Regions from separate parts of the Homo sapiens genome. Here region 2 is linked to region 1. Evidence: read pairs that join two places in POLR2A ChIA-PET (ENCODE). Cell type or tissue: Panc1. All regions are shown on one strand. Each heading gives the region's core, and the rest is flanking DNA. Links, peaks and the distances in the headings are about the cores only.

The links. ChIA-PET counts read pairs that join two places held together with the same protein. Peaks named below come from ENCODE experiments on the same cell type or tissue, not always from the same donor. Only the 100,000 strongest peaks of a DNase experiment are listed, where the experiment ranks them.
Region 2: POLR2A ChIA-PET joins it to region 1 with 12 read pairs; 2 of 35 experiments call an interaction of 5 or more read pairs at or near these places.

What each region holds. Positions count from the first base shown.
Region 1 is chr5:16,915,939-16,921,319 of GRCh38, reverse strand. The region is part of intron 1 of MYO10 (myosin X); the gene reads left to right. Among named protein-coding and RNA genes, the nearest start is that of MYO10, 18 kb to the left of the region's middle. In Panc1, for the core only: no CTCF peak of the experiment used is centred there; a DNase peak (open chromatin) is centred at 4,639; H3K4me3 peaks cover 1,359 bases; H3K27ac peaks cover 3,920 bases.
Region 2 is chr5:16,582,608-16,587,988 of GRCh38, reverse strand. All of the region lies in intron 1 of RETREG1 (reticulophagy regulator 1), which reads left to right. Among named protein-coding and RNA genes, the nearest start is that of RETREG1-AS1, 31 kb to the left of the region's middle. In Panc1, for the core only: CTCF peaks have their summits at 2,273 and 2,503 (motif pointing right); no DNase peak of the experiment used is centred there.

The DNA of each region.
Region 1 (5,381 bases), core at 297-5,296:
AAATATTTATTATACTGAGTAATTAAACTGACAGTTGTTCTCCACTAGGAAAAAGGTCGTATTCTCTCGCAAAGCTTTGAGGGCATGTCAAGTTATGTCAAGGTAAATTACATCTGCTGCCTTCTCCCACATATATCTTGGATGGTGTTATTCTGGTATACGTTTATTTTATTTTATTTTATTTTATCTTATGTTATTTTTTGAGATGGAGTATCGCTCTGTCACCTAGGCTGGAGTGCAGTGGTGCGATCTTGGCTCACTGCAACTTCCACCTCTCAGGTTCAAGCAATTCTCCTGCCTCAGCCTGCCGAGTAGCTGGGATTACAGGCGCCCACCACCACGCCCCAACTAATTTTTGTATTTTAGTAGAGATGGGCTTTCACCATGTTGGTCAGGCTGGTCTGGAACTCCTGACTTCAAGTGATTCGCCCACCTCAGCCTCCCAAAGTGCTGGGATTACAGGCGTGAGCCACCGCACCCGGCCTATTCTGGTATCCATTTTAAAAAGAAGTCTAGATTCAGAAGTCACCCAAATAGTACAGAGAGGCCCTTTCTGTGTACCTGCCATTCCCTGGTGGTGGCATCTTACATAACAAAATACAGTGTCAAAATCAGGAAATTGACATTCCTGCAGTCTACAGGCCTTATTCATGTTTCACCAGTTTTGCATACATGCATTTTTTATGTGTGTGTGATTCTGAACAGTGTTATCACATGTGTAGACTTGTACAACCACCAGCAGTCACAATATAGAACTGTTCCATGACAGTCCCTTGGGCTCACCTTTGGTGGCACCCCAGCCTCCCTCCCTCTAACCCCCAGCACCTACTTCTTTTTTCTCCTTCTCTATAGTTTTGTTATTTGAGAGTATTGTATAAATGGAATCGATCAGTACATATTCTTTTGAGACGGACTTTCTTCACTCAGTGCCTTTGCCGCCCATCCATGTTGGTACACGTGCCGGTTTTGTTCCTTTTTTATTATTAAGTAATATTGCATTGTTCAGGAACACTTTTATTTATTTTGTTTATCTTATTTGCTTTTTTGAGATGGAGTCATGCTCTGTCACTCAGGCTGGAGTGCAGTGGCGCAATGTCGGTTCACTGCAGTCTCTGCCTCCCGGGTTCAAGTGATTCTCCTGCCTCAGACTCCCAAGCAGCTGGGTTTACAGGCATGTGCCACCAAGCCCAGCTAATTTTTTTTCTTTTTTGAGACTGAATGTCGCTCTGTTGCCAGGCTGGAGTGCAGTGGCACAATGTCAGCTTACCGCAGTCTCCGCCTCCTGGGTTCAAGTGATTCTCCTGCCTCAGCCTCCCGAGTAGCTGGGACTACAGGCATGTGTCACCATGTCCAGATAATTTTTGTATTTTTAGTAGAGACGGGGTTTCACCATGTTGGCCAGGATGGTCTTGATCTCTTGACCTCGTGATCCACCCACCTTAGCCACCCAAAGTGCTGGGATTACAGGTGTGAGCCACCACACCCGGCCTAATTTTTGTGTTTTTAGTAGAGATAGGGTTTCTCCATGTTGGCCAGGCTGGTCTCAAACTCCTGACCTCAGGTGATCCACCTGCCTTGGCCTCCCAAAGTGCTGAGATTACAGGCGTGAACCACTGCGCCCGGCCTGTGTGTTTATTTATTCCATTATTTAACTTGTGAAGGTTTATTGGACACTTACCATGGGCTAGGACTGTGCTGAGCTTTTTACATGTATTAATTCATTTAATCTGCTTGGTAGTCCTAAGTGATTGTATTGTTTACATCTTTATTTTATGTATGAGAACACAGAGTCTTAGAGAAGGGAGGTAGTCTGCTCAAGTTCACACAGCTGGGAAATGATAGAGCCAGGATAGGAGGCCAGAGAGCTCTAGCTCCATGAACTCATTTGGAGGGGAAGGCAGTTGTTCTGGTAGATTTTTGTTTATTTGTTTGTTTTGTTTTTGAGATGGAGTCTTGTTCCGTTGCCCAGGCTGGAGTGCAGTGGCATGATCTCTGCTCACTGCAACCTCCGTCTCCTGGGTTCAAGAGATTCTCATGCCTCAGCCTCCTGAATAGCTCGAATTACAGGCGCCTGCCACCACGACCAGCTAATTTTTGTGTTTTTAGTAGAGACAGGGTTTCACCATGTTGGCCAGTCTGGTCTTGAACTCCTGACCTCAAGTGATCCCGCCTGCCTTGGCCTCTCAAAGTGCTGGGATTACAGGTGTGAGCTATCACTCCTGGCCGTTCTGGTAGGCTTTTGAAGTCGGAAGAATAGAGACTGTGTGGAAATCTTCAGGAATGCATATTTGCTTCTCCATACAGAGCAGAACAGTCAGGTAATACAAGTCCAAAAGGAATTAGCTGATTTCTGCCAGTGACTGGAACAAGGAATAGAAATTTTCCTATAGCCAAGCAAAAGCAGAAACATAGACCTTCTGCTTCTTTTTGTGATGACAGCAACTGCACACTCATCCCGAGTGATTGGCGTAAGTAAGTGATCCCTGTTCCGAGTGAGGGCTCGAAAAATACTTTCAGTGGGCCAGGCGCGGTGGCTCACGCATGTAATCCCAGTACTTTGGGAGGCTGAGGCAGGCGGATCACCTGAGGTCGGGAGTTTGAGACCAGCCTGACCAACATGGAGAAACCCTGTCTCTACTTAAAATACAAAAATTAGCCAGGCGTGATGGTGCATGCCTGTGATCCCATATTCGGGAGGCTGAGGCAGGAGAATCGCTTGAACCCAGGAGGCGGAGTTTGCAGTGAGCTGAGATTGTGCCATTACATTCCAGTCTGGGCAACAAGAGCGAAACTCTGTCTCAAAAAAAAAAAAAAAAAAAGAAAAGAAAAATAGTTTCAGTGAAATTTTGTGTTTCCAGGGAGCATCCGTGTGGAATGCCAAGGCCACACTGAATTTCATCAGTTATTTTTTTGGAGTTTCGTCTATTTCTGGTAAACTCTAGCTTCCATGAAGCAATATTGAGGGAAAGTGTATTTGCTTTGGAATCCATATGCAGTTTGTAAATCTTGCTTGTAATCTGCTGAGCTGCTGAGCTGATGCTTCTATCTGCCTTGTAGATGGAAGTGACACGCAGCTGTCTAGTCACAGCTTTGGGCTTTTGGACTCTTCACATCTTCCTTACCCATTAAACTTGAAACTGTTTCTTTCAAGTTTAATGATAACAATTTTAAGAAACTATTTTGGAAATTGACTCTCCTAGTAGTGTGAGACTTTAAAAGGTAATGGATGGTTTACATTTAAACCAGCTTTTGAAGGCTGTGATTTAGTTAAGGTGGTGCTACTTGGCAGCTGCTAATATTTTTTATTCCTATGGAATACGTATTCTGTAGTTTAAAAAGAAAGTGGCTAGCATGGTTAGATCAGCAGAAATATTCTTTGTTGTAAAGTATGTAGCCTGGAAGTTATCAAGGGATGGATACATAGGTTAGAATTACTTTTTTTTTGGACCCAGGGTCTTGCTTTTTTGCCTAGGCCGGAGTGCAGTGATGCAATCACAGCTCACTATACCCCGGACCTCCTGGGCTCAAGAGATTCTCCCCCGTTCGGCCTTTTGAGTAGCTGGGACTACAGATGTGTGCCACCATGCCCATCTGATTTTTTCTTTTTTTTTTCCTTTTTTTTTTTGTAGAGATGGGTCTCCCTGTGTTGCCCTGGCTGGTCTTGAGCTTCTGGGTTCCAGTGATCCTCTCCTCCCCTCTCAGCCTCCCAAAGTGCTGGGAATACAGGCATGACCCACCATGTCCTGCTAGAGTTACTGGTTTGCATAGAATGGTAGTTCTCAACTGGAGGCACTTTTGCCTCACCGGGGATATTTAGAAGTATCAGGAGACATTTCTGGTTGTTAACACTGATGGGAGGTGACTACTGGTGTCTAGTGGGTAGAAGCTGAGGATGCTGCTAAACATCCTCAATTGCAGAGGGCAGCCCCCACAATGAAGATTGATCCAGTCTAATAGGTCAATAGTGTTAAGGGTAAGAAAACCTGATATAAAAGATTGACTTACAAGAATCTTCCCTCTTGTATTTTATTTTAATATGCTGCATTTTCTAAATAAAATCATTATTCCTAAAGTAATTTCCATAGTGTACTCTTCGGGGTGTGTGTGAATGATGCATTAATCTGATTTTTATTAATTTTAATACCGGCATTATATTTAGTACAACTTGGTTATATTAAATATCTAGATCTATAGTTATATGTTTGTTTTATTTATTCCAACATTGATTTCTGCAGCATTGGTTAATAGTTGGGATATTAAGCCATTTTTATTTCTAGGCCTTCTCAACTTTGAGTTTCCACTGATCCTAAGAAGCGAAGGAACAGACAATACGGACCTGATTTGTATATTTCTGAGATGAAAGAAAGATTGAAGGGGCTGACGTTAGCAATCTACACTATATTCTTTGGACCTCTTCGTGTCATCTAATTATTTTAGTTAATTACCAACATTTTTGTTACCAACCCTGATAATGCAAGAGGCAGCCTCTTTGAATGGGGTACGTGAACCTTTACCAGTGAATTCATATCTTTTTTCTTTTCCGTTTCTCCCAATTTTGATGAGTAAGTGTGTGGTTTTTCTTCTTAATTTTCATCAAGCCTATTGTTTTCTTGCCAGCCACAGTGATGAATCACTCTAAAAGCTTGGTGAGGGCAGTTGAATCAGCAGGCAAAACTTTTTTATTTGCTGAAAATAAATGGAAGGCTGCTTATAGGTTCACACCCTTGCTGCTCTCATCAAATCTTCAGGCAGGAGGGAAATGAAATTGGATCATCTTAAACTTCCTGGATTTAATCTGTGATTTAGGAGTGAGTTCTTTCCATGCTTCTCCTCTCCTCTTTTCCCTTCCTAGCAAGAGGAGAAAAAAAGCAAGTAATTTAATGTAATCTGATTTTTTTTTTTTTTTTTTTTTTTACTTCATGGCTTTTTGACATTGGAAGAGAAATGAGCCATCTTTCTAGAGGAGCTTTAGTGTCATGTGTGCTTTTCTTATTGATTGGGAATAACTTAAAAAGACTCCTCAGAACTCCGAATGGGATATTTAATTTGTTAGAACACGAGTCTGCACCACTATCTGTTGACGGTGAAATGAATTTACTAAGTGGATAATTTGCTGAGCATTAGCTGACCCTGACGTGGCGGAACGAAGGTCTCTGGAGATGGTTCATGGTGGAAATCTGGGCTTGATGGGTCGGTAATGAGACTTCAGCGATGACATCTTTACCAAGGCTGAGGCTTAACACTCGGGACCAAGCGATTCAACTGGTAAGCGACATGCTTTGAATATTTACTCACCAGCTCTGTTAATTCAGATTCAGGATAAGAAATGTATGGTGAGTGATTTTTTTTTTTTTTTTCTTTTTGACGTAGAGTCTCGCTCT
Region 2 (5,381 bases), core at 72-5,071, 330 kb after region 1:
GCAAGGAACAGTCCACTGTATGTGTCTGTGATCTTGAACAGTGGGTTATTAGGGTGTGATCAAGATTCATTCACCTGGAAAGGGATTGGCTGGAGCTGGGTAAGCAGACCTCTGGCAGGGCTTCCGGCAAAGAGGGGAATGAGAAGGATCAGGCTTGCTGCGGGAGAACCAGGCAGAACAATTGAGCACACCCAAGGTAAGAGTGGGTGCCACATGGATGCATGTGGCCAGAGTCTAGTTCTTTGCATCCTTGGTTGGAGTTGGAGAAGCAAAATCATCTTCTACAGCTGTGGCAATGCCATCAATCTCAGAACTGTGGAATATCTGAATTTCTTTTTGGGACCCTGGACAGGGTCAGGTATATTGGAATGGGTTCTTGAACAGACTGTAGACATGAACTGATGAGTGGGTGACCACAACTGAATGAGGATTTGAAAGATAGACGTCCACATGACAATTACTTTTCAACTCTGCTCTCTGGAACAGTCTGGTACATTGAGATTGGTTTATTAAAGCAGGATGCCAGGGAACTCTACAAATGATGTTTAAATGGAGCGGTGGACTCTGAGTCAAGAAGACCCAAGTTTATATTCTGACTCCATGATTTGGACAAATTGCTCCAACCTAATCTATTTATGGATATATAATTTCCATGTATCTAAATTCATCATGTTGTTTAGGAACATTACATGCGATGGAGATGTGAAAATACCCAGCTAAGGTGGGCTTTGATTACACATCAACTTTTTTTCTGTAGTGGGCATGCCTAGGACGGTTCCTTGAATTCATTACTGTGTGTCTTGCTTCTCTCCCCATCACTCACCCAAGAGCTCTTCTTCTCAGAAGCCTTTTCAGCACCTATCACTATGCCTTATTCCCAGTTGCAAAGGACTGAGTGTCTCCTTTTGTCCCCGCATTCTTATGTTGAAACCCCATCACCAATGTGATGAGAGGAAGCCTTTGGGAGCTGATTAGGTCCGGAGGATGGAGCCCTCATGAATGGGATTAGTGCCCTTTAAAAGAGACCCCAGAGAGATCTTTTGCCCCTTCTACCACGTGAGAACACAATGAGAAGTTGCCATCTCTGAATCAGAAAGCAGGTCCTCACCAGACACTGAATCTGCTAAGGCCTTAGTGTTGGACTTCCCAGCCACCAGAACTATGAGAAATAGATTTCTGTTGTTTATAAGCCACCCTGCCTGTGGTATTTTGTTACAGCAGCTGGAATGGATTAAGACACCAGTATGTGCATGTGTTTATGTGTGAAGGAAGAGGCCCCAAAGCTCAGTTTAATATTTGGATCTGTTACACCGCATTCTCTAGAACTAGAGTTTATAGAATCAGATAATATTTGAATGGGAAAGGCCCTGAGACACCTTCGCAGTCCAGTGGTTTGCAAATCTGACTGTTAGCATGTAGGTTCCTGTACCTCTCCTTGGAGCTCTGACCCACCCAGTCCAGAGTGGGACCCAGGAATCTGCAATTTCTAAAAATGCTTGTGACCAGTCGAAGTAAAAAAAATGCCCCAAGTAATTCTGATGATGATGAGGCAGTTTTAGGAAGGGCTTATCTAGCCAGTGCCTTAATTTAAAGATGAAAATACCGAGGCAGAGGATATGGAGGTGTTTCTCACTGGCCATGCTAGACCTTCCACCTAGCTGTGATTAGGATCCCACATTCATATTGTAAGTTCCCACTGGGCAGACACAAAGATGCCATTTGCATAAAAGATAAAAGACACAAAGATTTCCATTTGCATAAAAACCCAGCTGCCCATTACCATGGCTTCCTGACCTTCATGAGTTTATTTCTTCTTTCTTCTCCGTACCTCCTGCCACACCGTTTCTTTCTTTCTTCCCTCTTACCATCCTGCACGACATTGCAGTGTATGACTTTGATCTGTTATTCATTTTTCTTATAGCTCCTTTCTATGACTGAATCTGGTAGTTAGTATTTAACTTATGGCTAGCTGATATAGTTTGGATATTTATTGCTGCCCAGATCTCAGGCTGCAATGTGATCCCCAGTGTTGGAGGTGGGGTGTGGTGGGAGGTGTTTGGGTGATGGGGGTGGATCTCTCATAGCTTGGTGCTGTTCTCAAGATAGTAAGTTCTCTTCAAGATCTGGTAGTTTAAATATGTGGCACCCCCTCCCCACACTCCCTCTTGCCACTGCTCCCACCATATGAGATGCCTGCTTCCCCTTCACCTTTCACCATGATCATAAGCTTTCTGAGGCCTCATGAGAAGCCGAGCAGATGCTGACCCCATGCTTCCTGTACAGCCTGCAGAACCAAGAGCCAGTTAAATCTCTTTTCTTTATAAATTACCCAGTCTCAGGTATTTCTTTAGGGCAATGCAAGAATGGCCTAGTACCTAGCTCAGCTGGAGTGGGCTGCAGAACTTGACTCACCCGCCCTGCCTCGAAGTCCCCTTCCCTGCTGTGACCAGGTCAGGTAGAAGGTGGAATAGGAGTGGGCAGGTATTCAATTTATACACTAGGTGGAGCTAAGGAGCACATTGCACTGCCCTAGGGTGCCCCTGACTTGATTTACCCATGGCTTTTCTCATAATTCCAGTGCAAGGGTGCACAGTAGAGCATGCTCAGTTTCTCTTTGCCTTGACCTCAGATGGCCTTGGTTCCATCCTAGCCATGCCCTTGGTTTCTCCTACTCTTTAGGCACAAGAACGCAAACAGAATACAAACTCCCTGCTGCTCCTCCCCACTGTCTTATCTGTTTGTCCACCATGCCTTGCTGACCTGGGCACATTCCCTGAATTCACTGGATTATCGTGATGTGCTTCTCCTAGAGTAAGGTTATTCCCCTCCTCCACTGCAGCAGACTCTGATTGTTACTACCCACCATTTCCCTGTGATTGATATCTTCCAGAATTTCTCATCTCTTTAGAGAAAGGAGTCTATTACCTACCACCCTCTTTTCCTCTCCTCTGATGCTTATAATTCATTTTCTTGGCCATCACAACTAAAGAAGTACTTCCCTAGGGAAAAAAAAAAGGCTTCTGAGTTCCATTTAATCCTGGATTTGCAATTAAATTGTTATTGCTTTATCTCACTCCATTTTCGGATGATCGTCCTTTCCAAATTATTTAAAACTATATATTCATGTTTAAGAAATGTACCCCCCAGCCAACACACATACATGTTTTAAACAGCTCTGAAAATGGGATACATATTACAATTGAGAGGGTCTTTATTTTTTTGGCAGCTTTTTTTCCTTAATAGTGCACAATTTAATTTCACACAGCATCTTCAGTTACTAATTTTGCAGAATCTGCATAAAAGGCCAGGAGAAATTAAAGCCAACTTTAGTTGAAACTCTGAATTTTGTGATATTATGATAGATGGCTGCAGGTATGTCTAACTCTTGAGAAGATAATTATCTTCCAGCAAAATGTGATGATCTGGACTTTGAATAATGTTTGGTAAATCATTATGCCTTACGAGACCCTTTTTTCTTTCACAATTAGAGCCACCATAATATTAAATAAAGCCAGGAGATGTTAAGAACTCAGTTTAGGGCTAGGTCTACAGTTATATATATTTCATTTTTTAAAATCATTTATTCAATATTTAATGAACATTTAAATTGAATGGAGGGATTGCTACTTGACCGTTAAGATCCTTTCTGGATTTCATATTCAGTGATTCTGATTTTCTGTGTAAAATCTTAATTTTTTAAATTTCAATAGATTTTTGGGGAACAGGTGGCATTTGATTACCTGAATAAATTCTTTAGTGGTGATTTCTGAGATTTTGGTGCACCCATCACTGGAGCTGTGTGCACTACCCAATGTGTAATCTTCTATCCCTCACCCCCCTCCACCCTTTCTCCCAAGTCTCTGAAGCCCATTGTCATTATTATGCCTTCGTGTCCTCATAGCTTAGCTCCCACTTATGAGTGAAAACATACAATGTTTGGTTTTCCATTCCTGAGTTACTTCACTTAGAATAATGGTCTCCAATTCCATCCAGGTTGCTGCGAATGCCATTATTTCATTCCTTCTTATGGCTGCAGTTATGTATATTTCAGTAAAAGAAAGTGAAACCCTATTTTTGGATCTCCATTTTAAGAGTTACAGCAAATAATGCAGATTCATTTCCATATAAGAACTCTGAAGAGTTCCAATGCTTTTATCCATAGATGGTCTTTCTTTGAAGACAAAAAAAATATGTTTTAGCTGTTGATAGCATTCATTTCATAGTACAAAATGGGTTGTGCTTTACTCAGAAATGAGGGTTAGATTTTTACACATGGAAAGAACTAAGTCTTGTGTTTTTTATCCATTATCAAACAAGATTTGCGTGTGTATGAACTATTTTTCTTTGCTTTATAGGAAATTTATCCTATTAAGCCATTTAATTTGGCCTTGCAAAACTCATCATGGAGTAATGGAAAATTTTCCTTGTCAAATGGATACACGACTAGTCAAAAAATTATACATATGTATATTATATATATGTAAAATATATATATTGAGACAGAGTCTCGCTCCATCGTCCAGGCTGGAGTGCACTGGCGTGATCTTCACTCACTGCAACGTCCAGCTCCAGGGTTCAGGCGATTCTCCCACCTCTGCCTCCTTAGTATCTGGGACTACAGGTGCATGCCACCACGCCCTGATACTTTTTTTTTTTTGTATTTTTGGTAGAGATGGGGTGTTACCATTGTTGCCCAGGCTGGTCTTGATTGAACTCCTGGGCTCAAGTGATCCGCCTGCCTCAGCCTCCCAAAGTGCTGGGATTACAGCTGTGAGCCACTGTGCTCAGACAAAAAATATTTTTTGTAGTTAGCCACTGAGTGCAGGTCAACAGAAGGTCACTCGAGTACCTTCACTTTATTTTTCATCGTGTAAATTGTCCACATAGCCCAGCACCTGTCCCTGCTCTCTGGCTGGCCTGGCTGCTTTGCTGTGACCTCCTGCATTGCTGAGCCTGAGCAGGCACAGATGTCTGCCCAGAGCAGCCGCACCTAGAGCTCCATGTGGGTATGGAATGCTCAAGAATCAATAAAGGCACAAAGAGGCACAAGGAAGGGCCAAATGGCAGGGGTCCGAGTGATCCATGTAGAGAGAGGGAAGATGCTGGCTTACCCAAGAGTAAATTATTTTGACAGCCCGTCATTTTCCCTGATGGGCATCTTTGTGGAACGAGTGCCCTCACTCTCGGGGCTTCTGAGCGGCCAGTGCAGACTAATTTTGATATTCGTCAAAGCCTGGAATTTGATAGGAAAATGTTCCTCTTAAAATCATGGTGTGTTCTGATATGGAAATAAGCCGGGGATTACCCAGGCCGTTTTTTTTTTTTTCTTATTTTATTTTTTAACCATGAGCAGAGGGTTTCCCCTGACAGTTTCGAAACTT